Regions from separate parts of the Homo sapiens genome. Here regions 2, 3 and 4 are each linked to region 1. Evidence: chromatin loops called from intact Hi-C (ENCODE). Cell type or tissue: gastrocnemius medialis. All regions are shown on one strand. Region 1 overlaps PRKN (parkin RBR E3 ubiquitin protein ligase). Region 2 overlaps PRKN (parkin RBR E3 ubiquitin protein ligase). Region 3 overlaps PRKN (parkin RBR E3 ubiquitin protein ligase). Region 4 overlaps PRKN (parkin RBR E3 ubiquitin protein ligase).

Region 1 (8,000 bases):
TCATCTGAAAAGTATTTTAATCTCAGGACATCAGAAACAAAAAGGAAAAGCATTTTATAAGGAAACAATCTCTTCAGAGATATGCCACAATTGATCTTCAAGCCATCACTTTTAGCATATTATATTCTTATTTCTTCTCACAGCAGAGAGACTGAACTCAAATTTAGTGAAATGTAAACTTTATTTAAAGGTTGGTGGGACAGCGTGTGTGCATCAGAACGTCCTTACACAAATCACCAACATTACCTGGTTTCAGCTTCTGACATCTTATTTTCTCTGAACTAAAAGCGAATTCACTGAATAGTGAGTTGAGTTCTAGGATTTTCTCCTATTTTTAAAAACATTTATCTGTTAATACTTGGGTCTGCCTCACACTCATTCCTCTGCTCTTACATGCTTTGTTGGAAAAATGTGGACGGGAGGCCCAATCATGGAGAACTGGCAATGGGGTCTCAGCCCACTGCTTTCTAGAGAAGCAAATCTTATCTGTTGGTGTGAAAGGGAAAACCGTTCACATCTTATTAGCTCGTGGATGAGATATAAAATCAGTTTCATGGTAGAGGAACACCCTGGAGGCTGATCAGTTTGTCAGAATAAATAGGCTTTTCCTGACACAAAGACATTAAATTCCCTTTCACACCAGTACTACAAAGAATGGACTATTGAGAAATAAGAGAAAGGGAAGAGCATATCAAATGAAAGCCTCCCCACTTTAGCATGGCAAAAGGCAAGCAAATGCTGCAGGAATATTCCGGTGATGACTTCACAGGGAGGCACTGGCTAATTTGCTTCTATTCAAAGTATAATTTAAATTTAGATCTATCATGCAGTGGTCCTTCCCAATTAAGTAACATGAATCTGTCTCATGTGCAATGTAGAAGGTCTGATTTGATCTTGAAAATGTTTGGGTTTTCAATTACATTATCCAGGACTCAAGACTCTCAACCTTCAGTTCTCACACTACGCACCAGAGTGCCCTGCGGTACTGTAACAAACTCACAGGGGTGCCTGGGATATTCTAGAATTTTAAGTAAAACACAGCATGGCTATTGAACACTATGTGATTTATTAACTCAAGGTAGTTCCCAGTGTTAATGTAGATTGTGCTATTTTCCTTTTGGTGACATTGTATCTTTGCAAAGGTGGGCTTTTGGAAGTTACCAGAATAGAAAACAAATACCATGTAAACATCCATTTGGAACAAAGATGTGATTTATTTATTTATTTATTTATTGAGACAGAGTCTTGCTCTGTTGCCCAGGCTGGAGTGCAGTGGCACCATCTCGGCTCACTGCAACCTCCGCCTCCCGGGTTCAAGCAATTCTCCCGTCTCAGCCTCCTGAGTAGCTGGGACTACAGGCGCCTGCCACCACGCCCGGCTAATTTTTGTATTTTTAGTAAAGACGGGATTTCACCATGTTGGTCAGGCTGGTCTTGAACTCCTGACCTCAGGTGATCCACCCGCCTCGGCCTCCCAAAGTGCTGGGATTACAGGCATGAGCCACCGTGCCTGGCCAAGACGTGATTATTTTTAAGAATAAAATAAAGCTAATTTTTCCTTCCATTTGTGTGAATTATCATTTCAGATAACTATTAAGTCGTTATGACATTAATTCTTACTATGCTACGTGGTACAAAACCTTTCATAACCACAACTGTTAGGCATTTCTTTTGGCCTAGAAATACCGTGAAAAATGTACTGAACCGCTAAGGGCATGGGGAACAGAATTCTGGGGAACTCTGGGTTAGGCAGATACAAAACTCCTTCTTAAGACAGTGTTCGGGCCAGTTTGCAAACACTTCCCATGGCATAGCTGTTTCTAGAGAAAAAGCTTGCCGGGGAAGAAAGCAGACCTAGCTCCAACATTTTCACATCCATTCTGCTGAGCTGCATGTCTCATATCTGGGGCGCCTGGATCCTTCTTTAACCAACCATGTAGAAGGCTGAAATTTACCCAGGGATTTGCTATTACTTAAAAATGGTCTTACATTTGCTGAGGCTCCCTTAAGCTGCATAATACCTCTCCAAACCTTATGAGTCAACATTAACCGAATGGAAGTTAGTATACCAGGAAACATGGAGTCCTGTTTATACCGTATACATTTTCAGGATTGTCTTCTCTTGTGGTGGATCTAACAAATGTGATCCATTTCCGTAGAGTTGTTTTTTTTTTTCGAGAAATTTTAAATGTCTTTAAACAATCATAAAATAATACATACTTATTTCATTGGCTCTCTAAAGTCTATTCCCTTATAGATTTGGTTAGAAGGCAATCAAACACATGGACTGTATTATAGTCCCTGTGACGAGAGTTTATGTATTAACTTGGCTAGGCTATGGTCCTCAGTTACTCAAGCAGACACTAATCTTGGTGTTTCTGTGAAGCTTTCTTGTAGATGTGACTAGGATCTATAATCAGTTTATTTTAAGTAAGAGAGATTATCCTAGATAACCTGAAGGGGGCTGATTCAATCTGTGGAAAGGCCTAAGAGCATAACTGAGCCTTCCCTGAGGAAGAAGAGATTTCACCTGTGGACAGCAGCGTCAGGCTGTGCTCAAGAGTTCCAGCCTGCCCTTCCTGATGGCCACTCTGTGGATTTAGGAGGTGCCTACCCAGCCCTGAAACCGTGTAAGCCACTTCCTTCCAGTAAATCTCTCCATATATCTGTGTATACACAGATATATAGATACAATGTGTGCCTGCATGTATATATATGTAGGGATATACACATATATATGCATATATGTGTGTATGTGTATGTATATTTGATATAAGCATCCTGCTGGTCTGGTCTCTCTGGTGAAGCTCTGGCTGATAAAGCTCCTATAGAAACAAATTATTTTTAATAGAGACGGGGTTTCACCGTCTTGGCCAAGCTGGTCTCGAACCCTGACCTCGTGATCCGCCTGCCTCGGCCTCCCAAAGTGCTGGGATTACAGGTGTGAACCACCAATACAAAAATTAGCTGGCATGGTGGCAGGCACCTGTAATCCCAGCTACTTGGGAGGCTGAGGCAGGAGAACCGTTTGAACCCTGGAGGCGGAGGTTGCAGTGAGCCAAGATTGTGCCATTGCACTCCAGCCTGGGTGACAGGGTGAGACTCTGTCTCCAAAAAAAAAGAAAAAGAAAAAATTTAACAAGGTCACTTTATTCCCAATCTTTTGCAAAAGAACTGATGTAATGAAAACTATTTAAACTTTCCCTGTTATTTGCAAAATTATAGTTCAAACCTCTCTCTCTCTCTCTCTCTCTCTCTCGCTATATATATATACATATATAAATTCCAGGTAGCCATATGGCAAATTCCTCTCAGAATTCAACACCAGGAGAAAGTTCACCACTTCCAACAGTGTGGTGGTTTCCTTTCATTTGACAATAAACATGGTCACCTAATACATTCTCCTTGGTATGTTTTCAAGCTTGAGAGCTTGGTGCCACACTTTTAACTTAATTCTAGTCATCAGCTTATCCTAAATGCCTAAAAGGAGGTATAGAATAAAAAAAAAAAGATTTAATAGAGGCTAAATTCAATAAGCCAATTTTTTTCTATTGCATAATAGCTAAACTATTCTTAACATTGAAGTCATATTTTTGTCTTGCAACTAATATGTGTTGAGTATTTACTTTTAGGATGAGTAAAATCTTGGCCCTAGGCAACATATAAAAGAATAGCACATTTTAATCTGTGAAATCGTGTACTAGATCTTTACATGTTTAAATACCAGATGTAGATTAGTGTTTAGAAGTGAACCCTTTGAGGTAGAGAGACCCGGAGTCTGAGGCCTCTTGGATCATTTATTATCTGTGTGATCCCAACATCTCTTTGCTTGAGCTTTTTTGCATCTACAAAGAAGAAATAATAAGATAAAGAATATTTAACACAGTTTCTGGTACACAGTAAACACAACAACACAACAAATAGTTTTCTCCATGGGGCTATGATGTTTAACAAGTGGTAAGAGTCTGTAGAAAAATAAGAGGGTAGTAAGCGCCTTGTTAATTAAAGCAGTTCCCAGTATACTGATAATAATGACTGTTATGTGAATCTCGGGTAAAACTGACACCTCCCCAGAAATGCCACACTTGTAAACTACTCATAAGACATAAGACTGCTGTCTAGAAAGGGATGAGGCCTCTCTTTGCTGGTATACATGCTGAGGTAAGTCACTGTCAGCCCCCTTAGACGCTCTGTACTACCAGAGAGCTATGTGAATGGCCCATCATGCCTCTCATTCAATATCATGTCAGTGCAGTAGTCATTTGATTGATGTTTGAGTTTGCTTTCCCATATTTCCATAATGAACACATTCAAAAGGGGCTGTATGTGTACTTTCTCTGTGGAAGCATGAAAAGGAAGCAAATGAACAGCTTCTAATGCAATCGGAATATTCCAGTGGCTGCTGATCAATCAGGTTGAGAGCCAGTAGGTACCTACAAGCAATGACCCTTAAAATAAGGCTTGATGATGATCTCTCTATGGAAGCCAAGATTTCTTTGTGCCTGTTTTCTATCATGGCTGCATCTATTATAAAAGCATTCTATTATGTGCATTTATTTTTCTTCCACGGCTCTGAAATTCTGTGTTAAAAGAATAGGAGAGAATCAAATACCATCTTAGGACCCCTTACTAGAGTCAAGGCAAACATCAAAGGCATGAAGCACACATTTGTACTTCTTTGGGAATAGATGAAATATTTTTCTTTTTGGTGTGTAGCTTTCCAGAAGATGGCAGCAGAGATACGTAAGTCCAGCCTCTGTAAAGGGAATCTATCAAGAGAGGAAGTCTCCCTATGAGTCACCAGCCGCTGATATATGCAAAACTCGTTCTGACAAGACAGTGCCACAGAACGGAGATGGTGTTAGATTATAATGCATTAAAACACAATTTTGAAAAGAAGAAAGTAAGGTTATTTCCTTTCAAGTACACAACATCTTAAAATCACAGACTCTCATGGTGTGAGGCAATCTTAAACTGTGCTAAGCTCCAAATGCAAACAGACGAAGACAGTGTTCTATGTGTGGTCTCCAAAGGGCTAAAAAGAAAGAATTTTCAGGAGGCTGGATACAGCTCTGTAGAGTACCCACGTTCCTTTGTCTTTCACAAATTCTGTACTAATCCCCAGGGATATTAAACAATGCCAATTAGTTTCCCACAAAATATTGTGACCTCCAACACCCTGCAGCCCTAGGCTTATTTTTGTTTTAGGTTTGCTCTTTGAACAGGTCCTTACTTTCTTTGGTTTAATTTCCATTCTTGCAAGCTCTGAAAAGATCCCCGAAAATCCCCTTTTCTTACACCAACATCTATCATCATGCGCGTGCACGTAACCATCCCATCTTTCAGTTGTGCAGTCTGCACTGACCCACTCACTATGAGTACCGTCTAGTAGGAAACTTTAGTACCACCTGTCTCAGAACTAGGGCCCCTCAGAGAAGATGAGTTCATGCAATGAGGAGAAAAGACCCACTGAGCTTACTTTCAACAGGCTGACCTCAGCACCTCACATTAAAAGATCCATGATAAGGTGGTCCTCCTGACAATGGTTCTGCTGGGAATTAACTATCCAGTCTATAATTACGGACAAAGACATTTACATTTACTTCCTACTCCAAAATAGTTTTGATTTTTACCATAACTTAAAGGGAAAATAAACTTAAAAATGTGTATTGGCCATTTATTTTTTTCTTTTCTTTAAGAGCGTTACTGAAATATCATTTGCAGAGTCATGGATTTTTAAAAAGTAGGTATTCTTTGAATGCAAAATATGTGCAGGTAGCACAGATTCAAAAGGTACATTGTGAAAAATGTCTCCTTTCCTCCTTGGTCAGCTACATAGCTTCCCAGAGACAATCACTGTCACCTGTTTGTATAGGTATTGTTCCAGAAATATGTTCTGCACTCAATCATCAATTTATGCTATTTTTAAACAAAAATACCCTATAAAACATTGTATAATGTGCTGTACTCTGCTTGTTGGTTTTTCGTTTAATGCATGCTACAGATGGCTGTCTATTAGCACACGGAGAGCTGCTCCATTCTTCCTGAACAGCCACACAATATTCCAGTGGATAGATGTGCCTTCGTTCATTTCACCAGCCCCTCCGATCAGCATTTAGGTCCTTCCAATATTTTGCCATGACAAACAAAGCTGCAGGGAATGTCCCGCTCTTCAGGTCATTTCACACATGTGAAAGGAAATCTGTAGCAGAAATTTCTAGACATGAAATAGCTGGGTCCAAGGGCATATGGACTTTCCATTTTGATTGCTTTCGCGAGCCTTGTCAGTCACAGGCTTAGCAGCAAGGTGGGTGGAAGCTGCTTCCCCAACACGCTGTGGTCTCAACCACCGCCTTTGTCAAGCTGCTTTAAAAGAATATCAAATACATCCCAGCACTTTTGCTAAGACCTTCTTTATACATGTTTTGTCACCACAGAGTTGTGTTCCTAGCCAAAGCAATTACTCTGACCACGTTTAAGTCTTGTCTACACAGCCAAAGCTGGGTCAGGAGTGGCCTGTGGTCAGGCTCACTCTGACTTTCCTCAGCTCAACACACATGGAGCTGGTCGTCTCATTCTGATGGGCCTGAATCTGGCCCGCCTGCCAGGAAAGGACTTGTAATGAATTTAAGCTCAGCGGCTTTAAACACAGACAGCCAACAAATTAGAGGTCCAGGTTAGAGAGAAAGAAACAGTGAATGGGGGAACGGCAGCTTCCCTCACTTGTGGCTGTGTCGTGAGCCTCAGCTTTGCAGACTTGGCTCTCAGTGACGCTTGCCAGGTGACCTGACTGCAGCAGTCTGCCAGAGGACAGGGGAAGCTGGGGTGGGAGTGCTGTATGCTCTCGGTCCCTAATCCCCCGCCTCTTTTCTTACTTTCTCTTTACTGTAACCATTTCTGAAAACAATTCCTATGGGGACAGTCCTTATCTTCCAAGGTCCCCAGCTCTGGCATTTGTGTCATGGCTTACCTTGTTCCCAAAGGCTAAGGTAGGACCTGGTTGCAAGCTGGAACTCTTGTTCAATGATATGTTCACACCATCCTGTTCATCTAAACAAACTTCTTGGCGGGCAAATTTCAATATCTAACTGAGAATTCCCTTTACCATCCTGCAAGGCCTGCCCAATTTTGCTTTAAAATGAGCATTTCTCAGACCTTATGGAGCAGTTGGCTCCTTCTAGAACTGGAGCACTGGTCACAGAGTATCAAATTCAATGCCACTTTCAAACATCGCCATTCATTAGTGGGCCCATTCAAATATTGCCATTAATTAGTGAACATGTTTGAATATGGCCATTCATTAGTAAAACGCACAGCATATGTCTTCTATAATTTTTAACTGGTCCCTAATCCTCGTGACCTTATCATTTACAATCTGCAGCAAGGCACTAGACTCTGTAGAAATGATTACGCTACGCCAGTAAAAATGTGAAATCCAAGCCATATGGCAATTTGAGCCCAATTTGTCCCATGTGCCTGTGGGTATCCTTATGCTCTCTAGCACAGCAGGGGAGGCGAAATGCTTTCCCTGAATACCTGGGCCCGCCCTGGGCAACTTGGGGCAAGGCCAGCTTTGGAAAGAGGCCTGAACATGTTTGGGGACACCCTGCCAGCACATCTTACAGACTTTTGTCTTTGGAGGTTTTGCAGCTCCTCAATGATCAATCAATCAATCAGTCAAAATGATACATTAACCCTTTATTGTATGTTGAGCAGTCTCATAGGTGCCCTGCAGGTATACCTGTTCTGGCCCCTTTCCCCTGCAGCCTCAGCCAAAATGATCAAGGTGTTTTCTTCCCAAGCCCTGTTTCTTACTCATACCTCTATTAAACTGTTTCACCCTCTATATGAAACTGTCTCCACCTATCTCCTCTTCTAAAGGGATAGGATTTGTATCTTATTCATCTTTGTCTTCCCAAGATCCAGGTGCTAGAACATAGTAGGTGATCAGTGTCTCTTTGTGGCAATCCAGGTGCTGGAGTCAAGTAGCTTACAGCTAA
Region 2 (8,000 bases), 51 kb after region 1:
TCCTGAGAGCTCCCTGACATCATTCAGGACTGAAGGTAGAAAGTAGAATGGCCCTGGGTTTTCTGAGGGTTCTTTATTTGTCTTCGAGAATATTAAAGACCAGCATCTCTCCAGAATACAAATAAGAGTCTAATGTGATAAGAGGCTGAACTGAAGGTGTCCCTAGAAAATTTAAGACTAAAATGTCAGCTGAAAGACAAAGAGAAAGATGGGATTGTTCTTGCAAAATCTCATTGGTAAAGAGAGAGAGGATTTTCCTAACAAAAATGTTCTGAACTACAAGCATCTCAGAGGGATTTTTGAATTTTGGCCAGCTAAACACCATCAGGGGTTCTGGGGGGTTAGTCAAATAAAGTCAGAAAGGGCCTATCTGCGGCACAAAACACAGCACAGCCAAAGCTGTGGCCACCGCAGGAGGAGCAGGAGAGAACCTGGTGAGGAGCAAGAAAGAGCAGCTCAGCTCTGCGGAGAAGCATGGTGCTCAGCCATCACTGCTCGAGCGTGAAGAGAAGCGCAGTCCATGGCAGTTTGGGATGTGGTTGGAAGCTCTGCATCACAGTTCACATACTTACTAATTTTGTTGATTTGTGAGCTACAGAAAGAGTCTGGGGTCCTGTCCAGGTGCGGTGGTTCATGCCTACAATCCCAGCACTTTGGGAGGCCAAGGCGGGCGGATCACTTGAGGTCAGGAGTTTGAAACCAGCCTGGCCAACGTGGTGAAACCCCGTATCTACTAAAAATACAAAAATTTGCTGGGCGTGGTGGCACGTGCCTGTGATCCCAGCTACTCGGGAGGCCAAGGCAGGAGAATCACTTGAACCTGGGAGGTGGAGGTTGCAGTGAGCTGAGATCATGCCACTGCACTCCAGCCTGGGCAACAGAGCAAGACTCTGTCTCTTAAAAAAAAAAAAAAAAAAAAAAAAAGGATCTGAGGATCTGGGGTCCTGAGAGCTCCAGTTCTTCCCCGCAGTTCCCAGAGCTGCTCCTGCTGATACAGGTTCTGCTGCCAAGGCATCCCAGGGGCCTCAGGGTCCCAGGAAGGGCCAAGGCTGCAGCTGCCACCTGCCTGGGGGCTCCTCGGCCATCCGGCATCTTCCCTCCCTCCATCCCTGGCCTGCTGTTCTGAGTCTCTGAGAAGAGCGTCTGGCGGCTGGCAAAGGGGCTACCATGGAGGAATGGTCTTCAGGAAGTGGATAAAGCTGGCCCTGCCTCATGCCAATCAGCCCAGCAAGCAGGGAGGACATCGCCAATGAGTTTCTGGTTTTCACTTCAGAAGTTATAGAGACGATGTAAGATGAAATACTGTTCAGTGGGCTAATGCAGCCACACGAGTGAGTTTTATTTTCATCCCTACTTTAATAAACATACATGTGCCAAGCTGGCTCTGAATTATTTAAAATTACAGCAGTCAGAAGAGAGACCTTCTCAAAGTCTGTCAGAAAGATTTTTAATCATCTTTAAGTAAACTTCAATTTCTCTGAAATTGAAGGAGAATTATTTCTCCACTTCAAAAGTCAGTACAGAGCCATTGAAGGGGCTTTCCACCTCCTACGATAAGTAAAAACATAAAATGATTAGCACAAAAAATACACCATGAAATGAGTTTAAAGTCCTTAATCTTGAAGGCTAGATTTAAGACACTATTCTTACTGTCCACAAACAGGTTTACTTTAGTGATCATAACAAATGGCTTTTATTCAGAACCATTACTCAGTATGATTTTAAAATCTCGGGCTTCATCTTTTGGATAATTCACATGACCTTCTCCTTAGTGGGCGAGTACAAGAAGGCACTGAATAGCGTGCCGTTCCGCACCACCAAGCGGAAGGGCAGCACTGCTTGTATCTAAGGTGGCGACCTGGACCAAGGGTGGCCTTCGCTGTCTTGGACTGGACGGGCTGGACTCCCAGCTGAAGGTGGCTTGGAATTTAGCTGTTCCTTCGGGGCCCCGCTTACACACCAACACCCATGAATGCTTTTCAACGAAGTTGCTAGAATGCAGCCGTGGAGACGAACAGCTTACCGAGAGCCTCTGCCAGGAAGCAAAAGAGAGGTTCTCTTCCCTTTCATTTTGGACATCGTAACAACTAAACATAACATTTATATCACTATCTGTCAGCAGTTTAACATAAACCCTCTCACTTACTGCCAATGTGTCCACGCTGCTCCTCAGGCAAGCCATTCTCCCCAGTGCACAGATGAGGAAATCGGGGCTCTGAGAGGTTAACTGACCTGCTCGAGGTGAAGAAAATGAGTAGGGATTAGAATCAGGGAGCGAGGCCGGGCGCGGTGGCTCATGCTTGTAATACCAGCACTTTGGGAGGCCAAGGCGGGTGGATCACCTGAGGTCGGGAGTTCGAGGCCAGCCTGACCAACATGGAAAAACCCCATCTCTACTAAAAATACAAAATTAGCTGGGTGTGGTGGTGGTGCATGCCTGTAATCCCAGCTACTTGGGAGGCTGAGGCAGGAGAATTGCTTGAACCTGGGAGGCAGAGGTTGCAGTGAGCCAAGATTATACCACTGCACTCCAGCCTGGGTGACAGAGCAAGACTCCGTCTCAAAAAAAAAAAAAAAAAATCAGGGAGTGAAGTTCCTCCAACACGCGTGGTCTTATACTATGTCACTGTGACTTACCACATGCCCTGCATGGGGCGGGGGAACTGGCGTGCATTGCCTAAATCAAGCGCAGGAGTTTGATGGTACCACGAAGCGCCACAGGGTGTGGGAGCCTGAGAGGTACTCACGCAATGCCCGCTGGAAGATAAGTTCATTGTCGCACAGACTTTGTAACATTGTAAGGAAAGAAGCCTGACAGTAGTTTTACAAATCACACCATATAAATTATTAATGGTAAATAGATAACCCAGAGTGGACAGTACATACTGCAATTTATAAGAACAATCAGTTTTTTTAAATGGTCATAACCATTTAAAAAAAAAGAAAAAAAGAGAAAGAAATCCTCCGCAGTCATTAGTTCAGTCAGTTTTACCTTTGGTAGAAACAAGTGTGCTTCAGCTGCTAATATTACTCCTGCCTAAACTGATGCCCCGGTAGGCAGAGCCAAGGGGTTAATGGAAAGAGTGGAGCACGCTGAGCATTTTGCCATCACAGATGCCTCTCTAAACGTCTCTAGCTCAAGTAATAACGGAGCTGCCTAATTGCAGTCATTAAGGAGCCTGTGACTTTAAATGACAAAGGTAGAGATGCTGGCATCAGCAGCCTGTTAGCATTTAATTTACATGAAATTCGATTCAGTGTGCACGAACTAACTAGGAGGCGCCAGGCTTAGGCCTTAGGCAGACAAAGAGCAAAAGTGTGGGAGGCTGGGTGGGGCCGGTGAGCTCTGGAGCTTCTGGCTCCTGGACTGGGGGACTGGGAATCGGCCAGGCCAGGCCCAGCGGGTGGGAGCTGCAGATACCACTTCTCCAGGACCCATCCCAGGGCAGCTTCATGGGATGGGCCTGGCTGAGTGAGCTTCCTAAGGAAATCCTCTTGCCTGGAAGAGGCTCCCAATCATCTGTCAACTTGTCTTTCCTATTTAGCAAACGATTGAGATTCTCTTCCTTAAAGACACATTCTCTGATGAACAGAATGTGCTCTGTAATGGGTTTAGCCAAAGCATCCCCACCACCTTCCTCCAGGAATGTGTATGTCTGTGTGAAGTCCTCAAGGTCATTAGATCTCATGAATTTACTCCGGCATTTCCATTTCCATGCATGCTTTTTCCATTTAGACTAAACTAGCGCTTGGGGTGCTTGCCATGCTCCAAGAAGTCCCTGCAGCCCCTGGTTAGTGGGAGACGCAGAGCAGGCATTCAGTCAGCAAATATTAATTGACGTGGTGAGGTTGTGCTCTGAAAAGCTGAGTTCCTCCTGAGAGGCTAATTCACTGTGCTCAGCCTGTCTGCGGGTAGCGAGGGCTCCTGAGTAACAGCGAGCTTTGCACGAGCGCTACCGCGTGGCGGTGGAAACATTTGTTCCCCTTGATGAATGAAACGGCACTCTTGACATGCTGTACGGACAGAATCTTTACATGTCGTTTATTTTGCATTTCAAATGCTTTGAAAAAAGCCTTCCCGTGGTTTTGGCCAGAGGTATTTGTTATCAGTTTAATAGATTTATTCCTGTTTTGCTAAGGTATGTAATAGTTATTTATTTTTAAAAAAAGCCAGTACCTCTCCAGTCTTCATTTTCATTTATCCTTAGCATGGTCTTTTCTAAAAAGGGCATTTGGCACAATATCTTTTTTTGTTTTTTTAATCTCTAGGTAACCAACCCCTGCCTACATTTTACTCTGGATTCCAAGAGTAGACTGGGCTTCAGGGACCAGATGCCAGGGCTGGCACATCTGCCTAAAACCCATAATTCTTGAACTTGACGTGCTCAGCCTCTCCAAAGCCGCGGCGCTGACACAGCTCCCCCTGCACGAGTGTACAGCAGTCAGACAGGAACGGGGAGAGGGGGCTCAACTTTCTGACGGCCACTTAGAGGCTGCCTGACCACAAAGACAGGACTGTAAAACATAGACCGCATGTGACCTGCTGGTGCTCGGCACTGACCCAGGGGAGGAGGGCCACTTGGGCTGGAATGCAGTTGCTGGGGGCTCATGAGGGGCTCAGTGGTGCCCCTGGCCACCGAGTCAAGCAGCGTAGATTGATCAGAGGAGCTGAGAGCTGAGGCCCACCCTCCCCTTTCTCCTACACATGGACACCTCTGAGTGGAATAAGGGAAGACTGTCCTTTCTCCAAGCTTGAAGGAAGATGACTGTGACTCTTTTCCTGGACTTCAAGGCATCGAAGTGTCAGCTGGCTGCCATCCCAGCGTCTGACAGGGCAGCAGGAGAAAGAGGCCACCTGTATCATCCACCCGTGCTGCAGCTGAATGGGATCGGTGCAGCATGATAGAGGCCAGCTGCCCCGCACCAGGTCTGCGTGTCACAGGGCAGAGTGCATGGTCTCCCTTCACGTGCGGGGCCAGGTGACTGCACAGAGTGATGAGCTGGGCCCACTTTCCTGCTATTGGCCGCCAGCAAAGAATACAAGGGGTTTCCCTTCCCTTCCCTTCCCTTCCCTTCCCTTCCCTTCCCTATCGACAGCCTTGCAGGGTGGTGGTTTCCTTTGCCCGGAGAGTTCAGAGGCCTTAGTTCTGGAAAGCCTCCTGTGGGGAGATGGAGTGGCGGGGATAGGGACCAGAGCAGAGAGGGCAGCAGCATAAACAAAGAGGAGAGGCAAACTGTTTGAGCCCAGGAGTTTGAGACCAGCCTGGGCAACATGGTGAAACCCTGTCTCTATAAAAAATATAAAACTTAGCTGGGTGTGGTGGCACATGCCTATGGTCCCAGGTATCTGGAGCATGGGGTGGTGGTGGGGTGGTGGGAGGATCATCTGAGCCTGGGGAGGTCGAGGCCACAGTAAGCTAGGATTGTATCACTGCACTCCAGCCTTGGCAACAGAGAGAGATCTTATCTCAGAACAAAACAAAAAAATTGGAGAAGGGATTTCTCTGATTTCTCCCTTTGGGAAGGGAGGCTTGGAGGCTGCCTGGGGCTGAGCAGGGAGCACCATGCTTGTAGGCCTTTGGGGAGGTTTCGAGGTCCAAGTGTGACTTAGAGGAACTGGGAGATGCCAGCAGACACTGAGACCCAAAGGGGCCTGGCTTGGGACCTATGCAGCTGTGGGAGGGGAAAGGCCCTCCCCGCTACCAGATGCAGACTCTGGTGCCCTGAAGCCTGGCGTCTGAGCCAGATCTGACTTTGTGTAGAAGCATAAAAGGAGTAGGATGTTTGTGATGGCTGAGCGTCATGGAGGAATTCATACCTGTTCCTGGAGCAATCTATTTTTAACCTTGTTAACCTGAACTGTACTTTAAGATTGAAACTAAATGCAGCCTCTTTTCTACCCATGATTTATTAGACCTCCCCTTTCTATCAAATTAAAGCTCTGCACAAACGAAACAATTCATCCTCATCTAATTTATAACCATCCTCCCACACTAGGAATATGGAGCCAGGAATGAGGGAGGTTCACGTGGGAGGTGGCAACTGCAGAACAGACAGCTCTTTGGATTTCTTTAAATTGCCATTTAATTCCATCCATCAACCCATTTTTCTGCTGTATACATAGAAAAGGACAACAGCCACTCCCTCAACCAAATATCCCTACATTCAGTTAAAAGCTACTCTGTACCCCAGGACATGGGAGCAGCTCCTATCCTTCCCAGGTGAAAAAGTGGGCTTTTTTTCCCCCTTAAGGCTAAATAGGATTTCTTTTCTGTTAGCTATGGGTAGGTGACTTCTTAATGATCTTTAAGGAAAGAAGTCAATACAAGGAAAATATCCTTTTTTAATCCCATTTTCCTTCTCACCCCACACTGAGCGTTACTATAGCAACATCTTTCCTGCTACTAGGACAGTTAAGTCCCCCTGTGAAGTTAACCGAAAGCTGCTTTTTCACTCAGAGAATGGGCTGCTGTTCATTGACCAGCTTTTCCTGCGTGTCTAAATTCTTCGGTTCTCTCTGACATGCTCAATCTAGGGTTTCCCGCGGCTAAACCCTAAAATTCACTTCGAAACTCCTAACAGCAGAATTCCCCAAACCTTTTCAGAACTGAACTCATTAGAAATGAATTTACATTTTGATTTAGTTATAAATAACTTTTCTTCTGTGTATTGGTTTAAGTTTAGAAAAGGCCCCCTGTAAAGAAGACAAGTTGGAGAATAATCTCCCATATTCCTCTGCCATCCTTTCTTTCCTTCCTTTCCTTGAGATGGAGTCTCTCTCTGTCGCCCAGGCTGGAGTGCAGTGGAGTGATCTCAGCTCACTGCAACCTCCGCCTCCCGGGTTCAAGCGATGCTCCTGCCTCAGCCTCCCGAGTAGCTGGGACTACAGGCATGCACCACCATGCCTGGCTAATTTTTTGTATTTTTAGTAGACACAGCGTTTCACCGTGTAAGCTAGGATGGTCTCGATCTCCTGACCTCATGATCAGCCCGCCTCGGCCTCCCAATGTGCTGGGATTACAGGTATGAGCCACCGTGGCTGGCCTCCTTTTTCTTTTAAACACATACATACATATATGTAAAAACAAAAGAAAATTTCAGGACCTTCCAAATTTCACAGGCCTAGAGGAAAGTTAAGCCCTGGAAATGGAGTTGTGAGAGCAGGCTGTTTTTTCTCTCTGGTGCGTGACCACTGCTTCCTGATTTTTGTGTTGAGATCTTAGACCTTAACCAGACTTATAGCCTTCATTCAAACCAGACTGAATGATGTGGGAGGTAGGGACCTTGGTCATTGTTATCTCTTTATAATAAAATGCTAAGCAACCCCCTTAGAGTGAAGTCAACAGTAGCCAATCAAATCTTACATCTGTGTGTTAGCCGTTGTATGGAAAACACCGTGATTCTGTTCAGCGCCTCCCTTTTGCCTCCATAAAAGATCTTCACTTTTCCCCACACCGTAATATTTCACTGGATTCTTGGAATATCAGAAATTCATCATTCTTTGGTGTCTGCGTATCTCTGAATGGCCACTCCCATGCAGCCCTTGAATGAATTACTTAACTGGATCCTAAGCATTTTGATTATTTTAGATGGACATATACACATGCATATACACGTATGTGTACATACACATATGTAATGAAATTGTTCCAAAACACAGAAAATACAAAGACTAATGTAATCAGGACTCACATATCCACATCTTAGATTTAATGCTGATTTCGGGGGGCATTTTTGCTTCAAATTTGTAAAAAGCAAAGGTTACAGACATAAAGATCTTGCGATTCTCTTATCCCAGTTTCTTCCGTCTTTCTTCTCTTCTTTCTCTTTCTCTGTCCCCCGAGGTAGCATCTATGCTGACGTTCCCGTATATCTTTTCCATCCAAATATTTGCATTTTTGCTACACATTACGTGCAAGGCTTTTATCTGCTTCCTCCTAATTTGTGGGGGCAAGAGGCTAGACATCTCTGGCTGGAAAGGCACTCCCTGCAGATCTGGG
Region 3 (8,000 bases), 300 kb after region 1:
AAAAATATTTTTCTGATCATAAAAATAGATGTCTTTAGAATTAAAAAAACACATAAACATAAAAAGGAGATAATTTAAAAAGCTTATAAAACATAGAAGAAAAACTAGCCCTAAATATTTCTGAAAACCAATATAATGTCATTTTAAATGGCACACAGGGCAATACCAACATAGATCTCTTTGTTCGAAAGATAGATTTTTTCTGTCTTTTAATTTATCTAAAAATAAATCATGGTGTATTTTTTTCCCTCCATTCTTTACAGGAGTATGGGTGTTTTATCTTATCAGATTTCCTTCATGGGGAAAATGTATGTGACTTAGTCACCCAGCCAGGTGATGGTTGACTACAGGTGGACCAAGGAATGAAAGTTGGCAAGTTTGGGCACTTTTTTTATATTCAATTCTCAGGAAAGAGATACCCAAAATTATGTGTCTCTGCTGAACAATACATACAATTATGACCAGCAATAGGAGTTGTGGAGGCCATAGCTCTGGGGTTCAAAATGATCCTGAAATAAAGTATTAGAAACCCTCTCATTTCTTTCTAATATTGGAAAAGTCACATGTCTTTTAAAATTAACAACCACATTATCATGAGCAATTCTAATTTTCCCCAATGTAATCATCACGAAAACATTTGTGATTGACAGGTTTTCTACCCCAGATGTAAATTTTTGGAAATACTAATATACAATTACTTTTCATAATGGGTGCACAGCTACTAAATGATGTATGGCCAATTCCCAAAGTTTCAAATGGATAAATATTAGTCTAATGTGCTCAATCAATGCAGAGAAATAGCTCTAAGCCCTTTTCCTGCAAGGGAAAATATTTACCGTATATCACAGATAGATTGGCCACAGGCACTAAGCAGTGATGGAGAAGCCTAGAAATCCTTGTAAATGTCCTTGTACTTCAGTGAAGGACATCCTCAAAAGACAGAAAGGAAAAAGAAAAGAAAACTCTGAATGGTGTTACCTCAAGCATTCTCTAAAACACAGCACTTAGAATCAGACCTGCATCAGCACGTTGCTGCTTGACACACGAAAGCCCCTTTGCATTTAACAACAACACAACAAAGGTTACAGAGAACTTTTGATATCCTTCATTTACCAGATTATTTCTTCCATCCATAGTTTACAGCACTGAATTAGAGATTGTTAATAGTAATAATAATAAGAAAAAAAGATTTTGACCATGGACTATGATGTAACCCATCATAGTGGATCAACTGTATACTGAGTCTGACTAGAAAAAAATCAAAACAGTAAAATACCAATCAGATGCACTTCACATAATGTTGTCCTTTTAAATTTTGAATTGTGGTACAATATACATAACGTAAATACCCTTTGGGGTTTTTTTTTAAGCAATTAGGCACACAGTGTGCAATTTATAACTGCTATGAAATAACCCTACCCCTCTTTATTTGGGCAAAGGTCACTATGGATTTTTTTTTTAATTTTTAACTGTAGAAAAGGATGGAATTTCCCACCTTTCCTTAAATAAGAAATTCCAGACAATCACATCATGTCCATTACATCCCAATACTCGGTTTTGACTAAGAACTGGATGCACATCTATCTAACTGTCCAAATCCCTTTTTGGATTCTCAAATAGTGAATCTTCTTGGAATCAGTGGTTAAAGTTCCCACTTTTTCACCTGGACCGTATGGGTGACAGACTCCCTGTTTGCTAACATGAGGATGACAGTTACAGATTTCAATGCAAACTAAGGAAGAATTCTCAGCTGAGTTGTGCTGTGTAGAAAACAGAATTGGCAGCTTTGTGAAGTGGGGGCTCCCAGTACTTAGAAGTCCCGAACTGTGGCTTGACACTCACTGCGGGATCAGAATCTCCTGGTGGGCATTCACTAAACTCAGATGCCCAGACCTCATCATTAATTGTCCTCGGTGGGACCCAGGCATCGGCATTTCTTAAAAACCTCCCCAGGCAATTCCAATCTACATTGAAGCCTGCCAATCCCTGTGTAGTCACAGGCTACAGGCTCCCAGGTCAACCCAGGTGGCCTCTGACATCCCTACCAGCCCCAGGACTGTGGACTAGGACACGGTTTTGCCTAATGACTGATTATATCCTGCCTTGGTTAAGGGCAATAGAATTGAGAAGATTAGCACTGCCCCCAACTGGCTACAAAAGGAATGGAAAAGCTCAAAGGAAGAACCATGGAGGTAGAATATACCGGGAGCCAAGAAAATTGTTTTCAACTACCTGAAATGAGAGAGGTTCCTCTATAATGATGAACAAATGACAGAGAAAGCAGTTTTGATCTAATAATGTCCAGTCCAGGGGTAAATGGGGTTCTTCCGCTCCTAACACTTTTGTTGCTCTTTGCCCACTTCTTGGTGTACTAGTAACCACCCTATTGGGCACTCAGTGTCTTCCCAAATCCACATGTGTTCTCAGCAAAGGCCTGATCTCAGTTATTTACACCAGCAAAGTGAATGCAAGTTTACCTGGTAACCTCACTCAAAAGTGTTGCATTTTGAGCCTTAACTCCACAAAATGAAGAGTCTGAACCATTTTGAAAGGAACCTAAAGACAACTGAGAAGGCAAGGACATCTTTGTAGAGCAGAAGTCTTTTCCTGTAAGTCTGAGATCTTTCCATAGAAGCGGCTGCTAGAGGGAAAGATGAGAGACAGGGTGAGGATTAATGGGGACAAAACCCTGGAAGAGAAAGTTGGAAACGGTACAGTCAATCATGAGAGCACAGGACATTTACAGAGAAAAGAGTGAGGAGGTGTTTTTCAATTCCATAAAATAGAAAATAGGAAGAGTGAGCTTAGATCATAGCGTGATCAATTTTAAGCAAATAGACGATGAGAAATACTTTTCTGATTACATAGTGGACTGGGTGGCGGACAGAGGCTGAAGAAGTGTTTAAAAACAGGCCATGCATTCTCATATCTGCATAGAACATCCAAGCATTACATACGTCTCTCATTATTCCAAAGCATTACATACATCTCTCCTTAGAAGAGCGATGAAGCTATAGGACACAAGACCCAGTCCAGGATACAGCATGAAAGAGAAGATATTAAATAGCTAGCAGAGAGTCAGATGACAATCAGTAGATAAAAAGGGCTTGGAAATGGTAAGCATTATAGAATTTTGGAAAACCATTTTTTTCCCATAGTTAAGAGACCCCATTCTTCAAGGCCTTGATCCTGAATAAATGTCCTTTCAGGGTTGACACCCTATTTTTATGACTTAAAATATTTGGACGGGATATTTGGAAGTTTCTAAACTCTGCTGAACTAAAATCTGCTGAACAAATAAAGGGAAGAACTCTGTTTTGTACCATGTAATTTACTTAAATGCCCCACTACAGTGTAAAAGTAGACTAGACCATTCACTTCATGCCCTCAGGTTTTCAACATGCCAGATGTCCAGTTGAGGAACGTATCTAAATCTAAGGATATTCCTAAATTCTTCTGCAAAGTTTCAAGGCTATTGGTAATAACATATATTTAGTGGTCAACTTGGAGGCTAACGTTGGTCTTTCTATTTCTGTAACAGCTTGCACAGTATCATGCAGGCATACATGTGAGTCTAGATGTAGATCTAGACATATATAACCCAATCAGTGCATTTCAAGTATCTAATTCTACCCTCTTACAAAGTTTTATTTATTGTTAAGATTATTTCAGAAGCACCATAGATAGGAATATGTATGTTAAATTTAGCTAATTCATGCTATTCACACAAATGCACTACTACTTTGTGATTTTATTGTAAAAAATGATATTTGCATGCTCAGTCAGCCTCAGTACTAAGCATCCAACTTCCCGATTTGCTGATTTTTTGTAGGTAGAACTGTGCATGACTCAGAAACTAAAGAGAACATGTAAGCCCTACATTCTTTCATTGAAATGGTGATTGCCTGGATCACATGCACAGAGCCAGTATTCATTGCACATAATGTAGCTTCCCTGTTCTCAGTGTTCCCTGGATCTGGCAGCACCTCAGGGTCATTTAAACTACACAAACTTTTCAAGGATCCTGCACTTTCTGTCTGTGTGGCTCCGTGTGAAGTAGCCTGTTAGTCCCTTAGCAGCAAAGTATGAGTGGATCATAATATAGTATCTGAAATAAGGAAACTATAAGTGATTCTCCACTTGGGATGACACCTTTCTTGAAACTCATCCTCTGGTAATGTGGAATTTGAAGAGCTGATATTTGTAATCTCTAACTTTTAGGAGAGAAGGAAAGACAATGATATCATGGAATGCACACATTATAATATTTGCTGTGAATTACGTGCTTCCTATGAAAAGCTACAAAGATGAAGGCATCTCTTTCTCTATGTAGCAACTGTGCTCTAGCAGGCTGTTGCTTCAGTAAGAGCACTCTTTACTCACAGCCCCTGTACAACCTGGGCTCCTACAATAAAATATTCCAAATGTAAGCTTGCCCTCTCATAAAGTCCAACAAATTCAGTCTCTAGTCTCAACGTTCTTTATCTTTGTTGTTGGTTAATTTGCTCCTCTGAACTGATAGTATGTAAAACAGTATTCTTTCTCTCCCCAGGACTGAATAGCAGAATTAGAATGTCTCCCTGCCTCTCTTCTCTAATCTTGTAAGCCATTGGTAAGTTCAATATCTGTTTCAAACACATTGTCATTGACCATTATCCAGGAAAACTCAATTCACCATGACCTTTAAGTTGAAAATACTCTTTAATTAAACATCAAGGAGGGACAATTACTGAAAATCAATCCCTGGCATTTTCTAATTGTGGAACAATTTTTTAAATGTCAGGGTCCATGTTCATGTAGGCCATTTTACATTTTTATTTTTCATTTTTATTAGTTTTCCCTCAATTCTGTATTTATAGATTCATTACTCCCAACAATTACCCTTATAAAAGGTTCCAAGTGTTTCTTTTCATGTCTTGGATTAATGGGCCATAATTTCACACCTAACACTTTAGTAAAGAAACATGCTTACTTATAAAACATACAACATGGGTCAAAATCCAACAAAAGCTTCTAATATGAGACTAATTAAATTAAATTGTGATTAGATTGAAGGAGTGAATCAATTAAATAACAATGGCCTAAACTTCAAGTTACACTTAAAGATCTATATATTTAAAATGTCAACAACATGCAAAAAAAATCACACCAAATACAAATATGCAGACAGGCTACATGTAGCCAGAAGGATATAGTAGGATAATGGGCCTTACAGATCAACAAATTGGAGAATTTACAATGGAGAAAATAACACCAACACATAAAAATACTATACAAGTCAAGCAAAGGTAAATTATTCATCCATTGAAACAAATATTTATTCAGGATAATGCCTAGAGTCTAAATTTGTCTAAGAAACCACAGTAGTTAGAATAAATCCTAATTTGGAGAAATTGATCAACTGATTCTAAAGTTTATGTGGAAGGGCAAATGACTTAGAATATGTAAACTGTTTTTTTAAAAGGACAAATCTGAACAACTAACACTATCTGCTTTTAAGACTTATTAGAAATGTACAATTATCAGAATAATGTGGTATTGGTACAAACAGAATAGATCAAGACAAAAGGATAGAGAGTTCATAGATAGAACCTCACATATATGGACAATTGATTTTTTGACAGAAGTACAAAGGCAATTCTGTCAGGAGAAAACAGTATATTTAACAAGTAATGCTAACATAATTTGATATTCATATGCAAATAAACTTTGATTCCCACTGATTTGCACAAAATGAATAATAGATATAAAGGTAAAACACTAAACTATAAAAGTTCTAGCAGAAAACAGAAGAGAAAAGCATGATCCATAAAAGAACAAACTGACAAACTGGACTTCATCAAAGTGAAAAGATCTGCTCTTTGAAAGACACTATTAAAAGACTGAAACAGCAACCTTTACCTTGGGAGAAAATATTTTCATGTATCTGATAAAGGACATGTAACTAGAGTATAGAAATCACTCTAAAAACTCAATAATAAAAGTGTAATTAAGTAGTGGCAAAAGAGTTGAATGGATGCCTCACAAAAGAAGATACAAGGGTGGCAAATGAGCACATGAAAAGAGGCTCAACATCGTTAGTCATTAAGAGAATGCAAATTAAAACCACACCTATTAGAATAAAACCAAAATTTAAAACATGAAGCATATCAAGTGTTGAGAATGAGGTGGAGGAAATGGAACCCTGATTCACTGCTAGTGGGAAGGTACAATGGTACAACCACTTTGGAAAATAGAAACATACACTATCCAAATGGCCCAGTTATTCCACTCCTAAGTATTTACCCAATAGAAATTAAACCATATGTTCATAAAGTTGTAAATAGTCATAACAGTTTTATTTTTAATAGTTCCAAAGTGGAATGACCCAAACGTCCACCAACAGGTAAACGGATAACAAACTGTGAAATGTCTCCAAAAGAATGAATAAAAAGGAATGAACTATTCCATTGATAAGTTACAACATGGATAACCTTAATATAATCTATAATCTCAATACCGTGTATCTCAATATAATTAGGCTGAGTATAAAAAGCCAGACCTAATAAGAGTACAGGTTGTATTATTCTATTTATATAATAAAAATTTCAGGAAATGCAAAGTAATCTGCATTGACAACAAGCACAGTGGTTGCCTATGGATGGGGAAAGACAGGGTTGTGTCAGAGGAAGGGATTACAAAGGATGAGGAAACTCTTGGGGGTGATAGAGAAGTTCACCGTCCTGATGGTGAGGGTGGTTTCACCGATGTGTACATACAACAACATGTATCAGACTGTACACTTTCAACATGTGCAGTTACTTCAACTATTTCCAAATTACATAATCCTTTGTTTTTCCCTCCTGTCCATTATCTACAACTTTGAATTGGTTGGAGAGCTTTAGAAGCCTTTGTTGGACACTATTAGTGGCCTGCAGGGTCTGCAGTCATGGGTATTTCTAATCTTCCTTGACCTGCTTTGTCTTCCTTTGGTTCCCACCTTTGTTGCTGTTATAAGCCCTTTAATCACTGCACTACTAGATGCCATCTAGTAGGACACCATGTTCCCCATCTTTGAACATCTTTTCCATCTTCTTTTCCAATTGCAGTGCCTGTTTGGCCCTCGTTTACCTCCCCAGCTCTCCTTGGCTATACTAATTCCTCTTAATTCCTTCAACATACCCTACTTCACCTTGATTTGGGGTCTTCTTATTAGAAGTTCTCTATTTCTGGAAAACTTTCCTTCTAACCTCTTTGATCCTGGCTAATTCCTACTTATTCTTTAGGCCTCAGCTGCATGTTGTTTTCTTGGGAAAGTCCAATTATTTCTCCCACCAAAGTTTGGCTTCAGTGGCCCTGATAGAAGACCCTGAACTTCCCATCAGCACTTCTCCACTCAATTACATTGCCCTGTTTACTTACCAGTATTCCTCCAGGGCACAGGGTCACCTCAATTCAGATCTGATTAGGGACCTGATGTATATCAGGTAATGGGGTTAGCTGTTGGAGGCTACAACTTCCCCATTTCCTGGAGTAAATTTAAGGATATGTCCAACTAAAACCAAACCAAACATTTGTTTCCTGCCTGTGAGCACAACATAAGAAATTCAAACTAGGTGACCAACTGTCTTATTAAACTTCCATTTGTACCAAAAGCAACTTCTTACTGAGAGGACATTTTGGTCCTGAGAAATTCTTCCCTGTAGTGTTTTAGGATAAGGACATTTGGAATTTGAAATTGCAGTCTACTGTGTCATTTTCTCAAACCTGGTCTTATTACACTCTAGCCAAAGAAATATGAAATGAAGATCTGATCCAATTTGGGACCCCCAAAAGGAATTGTAATGAAGGTTATATTTCAAATTATGTAGGCTGGTTACATGGTCAGTATGTAGCAGCTGACTGCCTGGTGTTTTATTTTGTTTGTCTGTATAGATATAGCATATCTAAGAAAGACAACTTCATTTTATAGAGTTAGAAAAACAACCCTTGAGATTTATTAGGAAAGTCTTGTGCCAGTC
Region 4 (8,000 bases), 110 kb after region 1:
GAGCACGCTCAAGGGACAGCAGAGCCACAGACGGGAGCTTCTGTTTCCTTACCACAGAGCCAGCCATGGGGACCATGTCCTGAGAGAAAGAGGTTCCTGTTTTGTTCACACAACTATTGTTCATCTATGACAAGCACGGTCATCTTCATTTACTTTCATCATTTCTAGAATCTAATTCCGTGCTCTCTTGGTGGGGTTAGACCCAACTCTTCCTTCAGGTCTCAGTGAAGCTTTATTTCAGCAGGGAGGCCTTTCTAATGTTCTGAAGACTAGGTTACAGCCCTCACTCCATACTACCATGGCACCCTGAGCTTCCCCTTTCTCAGCATCCGTGCACAGGGTTATTTAATGTTGGTGTTCGTTCTAGACCTCTGTGTCATGGGGGCATGCTGTGACCATCTTCTGGGCACTTGGCACAGTGCTTAGCACATAGAAGTGCCAAACATTTGTTCAAAGAATAAATGTAATTAAGAGGCTTAACATGTAAGTGATGTGCTCTTGCCCTTCCCGGTTTGATGGGAATACAGAATCTCTTTAGATTTTCCTGGTTCCTGTTAGAGAGCATCAGAATGACAGTGCACACAGGCAAGGCTAGCTGGGAGGATCGAGTGGCCTGAGTGTCATGGGTTGAGTTGTATCCCTTACAAAGATATGCTGATGTCCTAACACCCAGTACCTTGGAATGAGATCTTCTTTGGAAATAGTGTCATTGTGGATGTAATTAGTCAAGGTAAGGTGTATTAGTCTGGTCTCATGCTGCTAATAAAGACATACTCGACACTGGGTAATTTATAAAGGAAAGAGATTTAACTGACTCACAGTTCCACATGGCTGGGGAGGCCTCACAATCATGGCGGAAGGCCAATGAGGAGCAAAGGCACGTCTTACGTGGTGGCAGGCAAGAGAGCATGTGCAGGGGACCTCCCCTTTATAAAACCATCAGATCTTGTGAGACTTATTCACTACCACAAGGACAGTATGGGGAAAGCCACCCCCATGATTCAATTATCTCCACCTGGCCCAGCCCTTGATCTGTGGGGATTATTACAATTTAAGGGATATTTGGGTGGGGACACAGCCAAACCATATCATAAGGTCATACCAAAGTAGGTTGGCTCTAACTGAAACATGGCTGGCATCCTCAGAAGAAGAGGAGGGAGACACAGCAAGAAGGTGGCCATGAGATGATGGGAGCAGAGACTGGAGTGACACAGCCACAAGCCAAGGATTGCTGGCAAACACCAGAAGCCAGAAGATGCAAGGAGGGATTCTTCCCCATGGGTTTCAGAGGAACATGACCTTGGAGGCACCTTGATTTCAGACTTCTGGCCTCCAGAACCGTGAGACAACACATTTCTGCTGTTCTACGCCACCCGGCTTGTGGCACTTTATAATGGCAGCCCTAGGAGCAAATACATCAAGGCAGAAAACCCGTCACAAACCTGCTGGCATGCCCGTTCCTCCTGGCTACGACTCCACAGCCTGTTCCCAGGGGTCAGCCCACAGGCCAGGGCCAGGCGGCATTGCTGGCTAGTGGCCTGCAGGAGGGGCACTTATCAGTACTTCCTCACTCCCAACATGAAAAGTCAGGTAAAGAAGTACAGGAAGCTCTGCCAAGGAGTGGAAGGGATTTGTACCTCCTTAGGACAACTTCCCAGGTAAGGGCGAGTGGAGGACAGGGTGTCCCCACTACAGGAAGAAAGAGAGACATCATCATTCAGCTCTCACAGACATTCCTCCTTCAAAACAGACCCTCTGGCAAAGGTTATCCTTTAAAGAAAAAAAAGTTCTTGCTCCTCTGTCTTGAACTGGGAATAAATTAGGAGAGATAAGAGACAGATATTACTCCTTTTTAAAACTCTGTATTCCCATTGAAAAGAGTCAAGGGTACAATTCTCAAGTCTGTGTGTGTGCACAGTGCTTACATGTCTCTCTCTCTCTCTCTCTCTCTCACACACACACACACACACACCATATCCCACTTACAGACTGAATACTTTGCACCACAAAGTATTTTCAGCTGCTCTTCTCGCTCCTTTCCCTTTCAATTCAGAAGGCTAACTCTAGCTCAATTATCTCTTCCTTTTGACAGAATTCACATCAAATGCAAACAAGATGAGACCAGGATTCTGCCTGGTTCTGTTGCCAAGGTGGGTGGGAAGTCGGCAGCAGGGATCAGTAGCTGTAGCTGCTTCAGCCTTTGTTGAGGCTAACTCTCCTCCCAAGGTGTCTCAAATAGAAAGGCTTGTTCCTGATGCTTTCCAATTATTTTCACTTCAAAGAAATACTTTAATATATTTAGTTCAAATTGCATGATGGTAATTATGCTTCTAAATCTGATCAAATGACGGGAGAGAGGAAACCTTTGCTTCCATGAGGGGATATTTGTTCTTCAATAGATGGGTCTAATTTTCCACAGTGGGAGGACTCACAAGCACTGAGACTGGCTTTTTTCATTAGTTATTTATAAAGCTCTTATTAGATTGGTTAAATTCACATGTGGGAAAAAAGACAAATTATTGTTAATCAATTTCTAACCTATACTATTCATAATTTAGCTGATAGAAACCTCTGCTCACCAAGGGGATTTTTATTCAGGCTGCAAATCAGTATCATGTTATAGAGTGTATTAATTAATAAATGGAATATTTAGCTTTTTATAATTAGTGTTTGTATTTATTACATTTGTTATGTTACTCCTCTCCTCAACGATCCCATTATAATTCCTATTCCTCAGTAAATAAAAGCTCACTCTCTGGTTTGGAATTCAAGCCTCCTCCCAACACACCACATGACCCCGCCGTGCCAGCCATTCACACTGCTCACAGGGTCTTCAGCTCCCTTCTCCCTGAGAGCTTGTGGGAAGGGTGTGCTGTCCTAACCCAGTTAGATGTCGTCAAATGCCTTGTTTGGCCAATGAAATGTGGGTGGCAATGACATGTGTAACTTGAGGCCAGAGCCTTTAATTTCTGGCACTCAACTCTCCATCCCTCCCACCATCCTGCTTCCTGAAGGAAGGGCTCCACCTGCCGACCCTGATGGAGAACGAGGTCACATCAGTCTCCCTGCCAACCCTATTGGACAGGCCTTACGCGTGAGAAACAAACCTTTGTTGTTTCAAACCACTGAAATGTTGAAGTTGTTTGTTACTGCAACAGACTTTAGTCTGTGCTGACTAATACATCCAGGATATTCTTTGGGAATTCTAGCGGCTACATTCTATTTTTCAAGTGAAATATGCTTTGGAACACCTATACATAATAAAAGCAGAGATGGTCATGTTGAAGAGTGAGATGGGGTGAGTGTGTGTGTATGGGGATGGGGGAGGATTGAGATTCTTCTTTATCTTCTACTGAAGCCCCCGATGCTTTGCAACCTCCGCACATTTCTCAGAACTCAGGCTGAAACCCTGTGATCTAGTCCAAACCAACCTTCCCAGCTAGGGTTTCGTTCAAAGGTCACAACTGGTGGCTTGTGAGCAGGGTCTGGACACACACACACACACATTTTTTTTTTTTTTTTGGCTCACAGAGTGCTTGAAAAGAATCTAAGACAACATTTACAGATTGGGAGATCAACGTAAAAGATGCATCCTAAACTTCCCTTGCTAAAGTGAAGAATGAGGACACCCTGGGCCTCCACTCCTTCCCTTCAGTTGCTATTTGTCATTACACATAAATGTCTGTTGCATATAGGGAAATATTTCTGTCCCATGTCTCTATCAAAAGTGGGAAAGGGCTGTGTTTTTCTAAAAGTAAGAGAAAGAGTGTATTTCTTTGTGGAGTGCATAATTCTCCTAAGTATGAAAGTGAAAAGCTAAGATCAGTGTTTCCCACCCCTCATTTCTCTCGTTCATGTCACCTGTTGCTTCTTATTGGCTTTGGAATGTGGGACCTCTCTTCTAGCCTCTTGCATCTACCTCTATGGTTTGACTTCTGAAAATGTGGTCCCTGGTCCACCTGGATCCAAGTTAGCTGAGTTGCTCGTGAAAAATGCAGATTGCAGGTTTCATTTCAGACCTACTGGATTCGAGGTGGTGGTGGTTTCTGCATTTTCCATAAGTAACCCTTTCCCTTGACAATTCTTAGGCACAATTAATCTTGAGAATTACTGCTCTGTGGCTGAGGTCATCATATATTCAGAACCAAGTTCTACGAATGGGTAAAGAATTTTTATTCTCTTCTAGCTTTGAAAGACCCTTCAGAAGGTAGAATTTGGATGCCAAAATGCTATGATTTCTGAAATGGTGTCCAGGAATAATACAATGAATTATTTGAAACCGCAGCTGTTCCCAAGATTACAGATAAACTGAACACCAAGTTGTCTTCTGAATGCTGCCCTCACTCTCCTCCTTCCCCACTTTTGTTCATGCAGTGTCTTTGCCAAAAGTCCTTCGGCCATGTTTCCTTACAAAATCTCACGCATCTTTAAGGTGCAGTTGAAATGTTAATGAAAATCAATGCATCCTTACTATTATCTAAAGTCAGTTGTGTCAAAACTTTTAGAATTTTTCATTTTTCAATAGAGATTATTTTTAAAGACAGTTTAATTTCACGGCAAAATTGAGCAGAGTACAGAGAGCTCCCCTCTCCCCTCTCCCCTATACATGCACAGCCTCCCCCACTATCAGTGTTCCCCACAAGAGTGGTACATTTGTTATAAATGCAAAATGTACATTGACACATCATCACCCAAAGTCCTCAGTTTACATGAGGTTCACTCCTGGTGCTGTACTTCCTATGGGTTTGGACAAATGTATAACATTTATCCACCTCTGCAGTATTATACAAAAGAGTTTCATGGTCCTGAAAACCCTCAGTGCTCCACATACTCATCCTTTCCTCCCCAAACCCCTGACAATCATGGATCTTTTTACTGTGTCCAGAGTTTTGCCTTTTCTAGAATATCATATAGCTGAAACCACACAGTATGTAGTCTTTTCAGATTGGCATCTTTCACTGGTAATATGCACTTAAGGTTCCTCTATGTCTTCCCATGGCTTGACAGTACGTTTCTTTTTAGCATGGAATAATATCTCACTGTCTGGAAGTACCAGTTTATTTATCCATTCATCGACTGAAGGACACCTTGGTTGCTTCCCAGATTTGTCAATTATGAATAAATCTGCTGTCAATATCTGTATGAAGGTTTAGTTGTATACATAAGTTTTCAACTAATTCAAGTAAATACCAAGAAGCATGTTTGCTAGATCATATGGTAAGCGTATGTTTAGTTTAGTTTTTTTTTTTCTTTTTTTTTTTTTTTTTGAGACCAAGTCTCCCTCTGTCGCCCGGGCTGGAGTGCAATGGCGCAATCTTGGCTCACTGCAACCTCCGCCTCCTGGGTTCAAGCGATTCTCCTGCCTCAGACTCCCAAGTAGCTGGGACTACTGGTACTCGCCACCATGCCTGGCTAATTTTTGTATTTTTAGTAGAGACGGGGTTTCACCATATTGCCAGGCTAGTCTCGAACTCCTGACCTCGTGATCTGCCTGCCTCAACCTCCCAAGCGCTGGGATTACAGGCAAGAGCCATTGTGCCCGGCTGTGTTTAGTTTTCTAAGAAACTGCCAGACTGTCTTCCAAAGAGACTGTACCATTTTGCATTCCCACCAACAGTGAATGAGAGTTCCTGGAGCTCCACATCCTCCCCAGCATCTGGTGGCATCCATGTTTTGGGTTTTGGCCATTTTAGTAGGTGTGTAGAGGTATCTCATTGTTTTAATTTGCAAATGCCAAATGACATATGATGTTGAACATCTTTTCATATGCTTTTTTGCATCTGTATATCTTTTTTCGGTGAGGTTTCTGTTCAGCTCTTTTGCCCATTTTTAATCTTGTTGATAGTTTTCTTACTGTCAATTTTGAAAAGTTCTTTGTATATTTTGGTAATAGTCCCTTTATCCGATAGGTCTTTTGCAATATTTTCTCCCAGACTGTTGAATGCTTTTTTTTTAATGGTTGGTCTGTTTCCAGGAATCAGAAATCAGGCTTCACACCCAGCCCAGATGTTCAAGTGGTTGTTTGACTTGTCTGCCATCTGCAACTGTCTCTCTTCTGCTTTGTACTCCACGCCTCTCAGATGCTGGAGAAACTGGTCATTTGTTCTCTATAGCATCTCACATTGTGAATTTGTACAAGGCTCAGTGGCTTCTTGAGCCATGGGTTGTGTGGGTCTATAAACCAAACAGACAGGCCTTGGACAGACAGGGGTTTCCTTCAGGCAGCACAGCCTCAGCCACAGCAGCATCCTGAGGCTGAGGATGTAACACCAAGATATGAAGATATAACCCTACGTTTCTAAGATGCGGCTGTTCTGGGGGAAGATATAACACTACGTTTCTAAGATGCGCTGTCAGTGAGTGACATGAGAGAGAAAGTCTGCATGTCTTAGTTATCAGCCATGTGAGAAGGAATACCTGGATCACTGAATCATCTGGGCATAAAAGCTTTTTTATGAGTTGTGTTAAAAACTGCTTTTTGTGGATCACATGAAGCAACTCTGAAATGCATTATCCTGATCATCATTGTTGCTAATCATGTCCATTTTGGGCCATGCACTGCACATGCTTATCATTAGTCAATTGATTAAGTTTGCACTCTTTGGGAGAGGCACTACTCCTATCCCTATGTTATAGCTGAGGACGCTGAGACATAAAGAGATTAAGACGCTGTCAACCAAGCCAATAACAATATTTTCTCTAAGCTCATGAACAATGTTTGGCTGTGCAGAAAACCAATGACATCAAAAGGAGAGCTTCTAGAAGTAAACATGACTGATGGTAAAGGACCCCTTCTAACCAACCCTGGGAAATTAGCAAGGTTTCCCAGCACCCCAAGCTACTTGCCTTCCCACCCCTTCTCTTCTGAAGCAACATCCCGACTCTGGAATCCATTCCCACATTTAAAAAATGGGATAATGTGAGCTGTCATTTATGTGCATTGACTGGTAGGGATGAGGATAGTAAGAGTATCCTGAAGGAGGGGACCAGTAACAAGCAGGGAAGAGAGAAATGGGGGATTTGGGAGTAGCAACCTCTGGAGTACCAGTGCATTTATGGAAAGATAATAGTTAGAACACAGTGTTATCGGCTAGGACTAATGATGGTGGAGCAGTGTCGGTGAGGGTATGAGGTGGCTCTGATCCATGCTCTACGGTGAATGTGTGGGAAGGACAGGTGTGGAATGGTTATAAGTACATGCTCTGGAGTAGAAGGCTCTGGATTAAAAACCTGACTCCACAGCTTAGTAGGTGCGTAACCCTGGGGATGTCGCTTAATTGCTTTAACCTTCACTTTCTTCATTTTAATTGTAGGAGGAGAACAGCACTTACTTCATGCATTTGTGGCAAGGATTGAGTTAGATGATACATATCCAATGTTAAGCACCATGTCTGATAGAAACTTCTTAATATGTTGGAAATCTTACTATTTTATGGTTGATGAACGAATGGTTCTAGTGACTTTCAGGGTATGTCTTCTGGCCCAAGGCTAACAGCAGGTGTGTATTATAAAGGCAAACTGATCTCCCATGTAGAGGGAGGAGATGGGATCTGGAAGGCCTGGGTGCTACTTGTAATACTAGATTGACTAAAAGGAGGGTAGAACGGGAGGGGGCTGCTGCTGTACCGTAGAGTCTTGATGAATTTATGGCTGTCATTCTGAAGATTTTAATCTTGTCTGAACAAGTCATAAAAAAGTCTTTTATACAATAGCCAAGACTCATGAACTTCTGTTTGCTGCACACTGTGCTCTTTCTGTGGGTTATTCAGGTCATTCTCACCACAAATATATGGGATAAGTACCATTTTCATCCTAAATAACCTCTGCCACTAAATAACCTTTGCCCCCACTGCACTAAGACTTTTACATGTTTTAACTCACTTAATGGCTGCAACGGCCCCAGGAGGTAGATACTTATTAATTACCCTCATTTAACAGAGGTTTATGGAGGTGAGGGACTGGACTGAGGGGGCTATGGGGGCGACCTAGTCTAGCTGGGT

Evidence for each region. Hi-C counts contacts between places; a loop is a spot of excess contacts. Peaks named below come from ENCODE experiments on the same cell type or tissue, not always from the same donor. Only the 100,000 strongest peaks of a DNase experiment are listed, where the experiment ranks them.
Region 2: a loop joins it to region 1, with 4 times the contacts of the local background. A loop is called at or near these places in 3 of 110 quality-filtered maps.
Region 3: a loop joins it to region 1, with 6 times the contacts of the local background. A loop is called at or near these places in 22 of 110 quality-filtered maps.
Region 4: a loop joins it to region 1, with 18 times the contacts of the local background. A loop is called at or near these places in 12 of 110 quality-filtered maps.

What each region holds. Positions count from the first base shown.
Region 1 is chr6:161,389,273-161,397,272 of GRCh38, forward strand. All of the region lies in intron 9 of PRKN (parkin RBR E3 ubiquitin protein ligase), which reads right to left. Among named protein-coding and RNA genes, the nearest start is that of AGPAT4, 120 kb to the left of the region's middle. In gastrocnemius medialis, a CTCF peak has its summit at 4,728 (motif pointing right); a DNase peak (open chromatin) is centred at 4,790; H3K4me3 peaks cover 316 bases; H3K27ac peaks cover 301 bases.
Region 2 is chr6:161,440,748-161,448,747 of GRCh38, forward strand. All of the region lies in intron 9 of PRKN (parkin RBR E3 ubiquitin protein ligase), which reads right to left. It overlaps LOC124901456 (a long non-coding RNA gene), which reads left to right. Exons shown (of 3, transcript XR_007059861.1): 2 at 4,270-8,000. Among named protein-coding and RNA genes, the nearest start is that of AGPAT4, 170 kb to the left of the region's middle. RefSeq lists a silencer at 1,436-1,636 and enhancers at 2,973-3,479, 3,480-3,984. In gastrocnemius medialis, no CTCF peak of the experiment used is centred here; DNase peaks (open chromatin) are centred at 3,934 and 4,854; H3K4me3 peaks cover 370 bases; H3K27ac peaks cover 1,993 bases.
Region 3 is chr6:161,693,065-161,701,064 of GRCh38, forward strand. All of the region lies in intron 7 of PRKN (parkin RBR E3 ubiquitin protein ligase), which reads right to left. Among named protein-coding and RNA genes, the nearest start is that of AGPAT4, 420 kb to the left of the region's middle. In gastrocnemius medialis, no CTCF peak of the experiment used is centred here; no DNase peak of the experiment used is centred here.
Region 4 is chr6:161,495,627-161,503,626 of GRCh38, forward strand. The region is part of intron 9 of PRKN (parkin RBR E3 ubiquitin protein ligase); the gene reads right to left. Among named protein-coding and RNA genes, the nearest start is that of AGPAT4, 230 kb to the left of the region's middle. RefSeq lists an enhancer at 2,688-3,189. In gastrocnemius medialis, a CTCF peak has its summit at 3,029 (motif pointing left); a DNase peak (open chromatin) is centred at 2,925.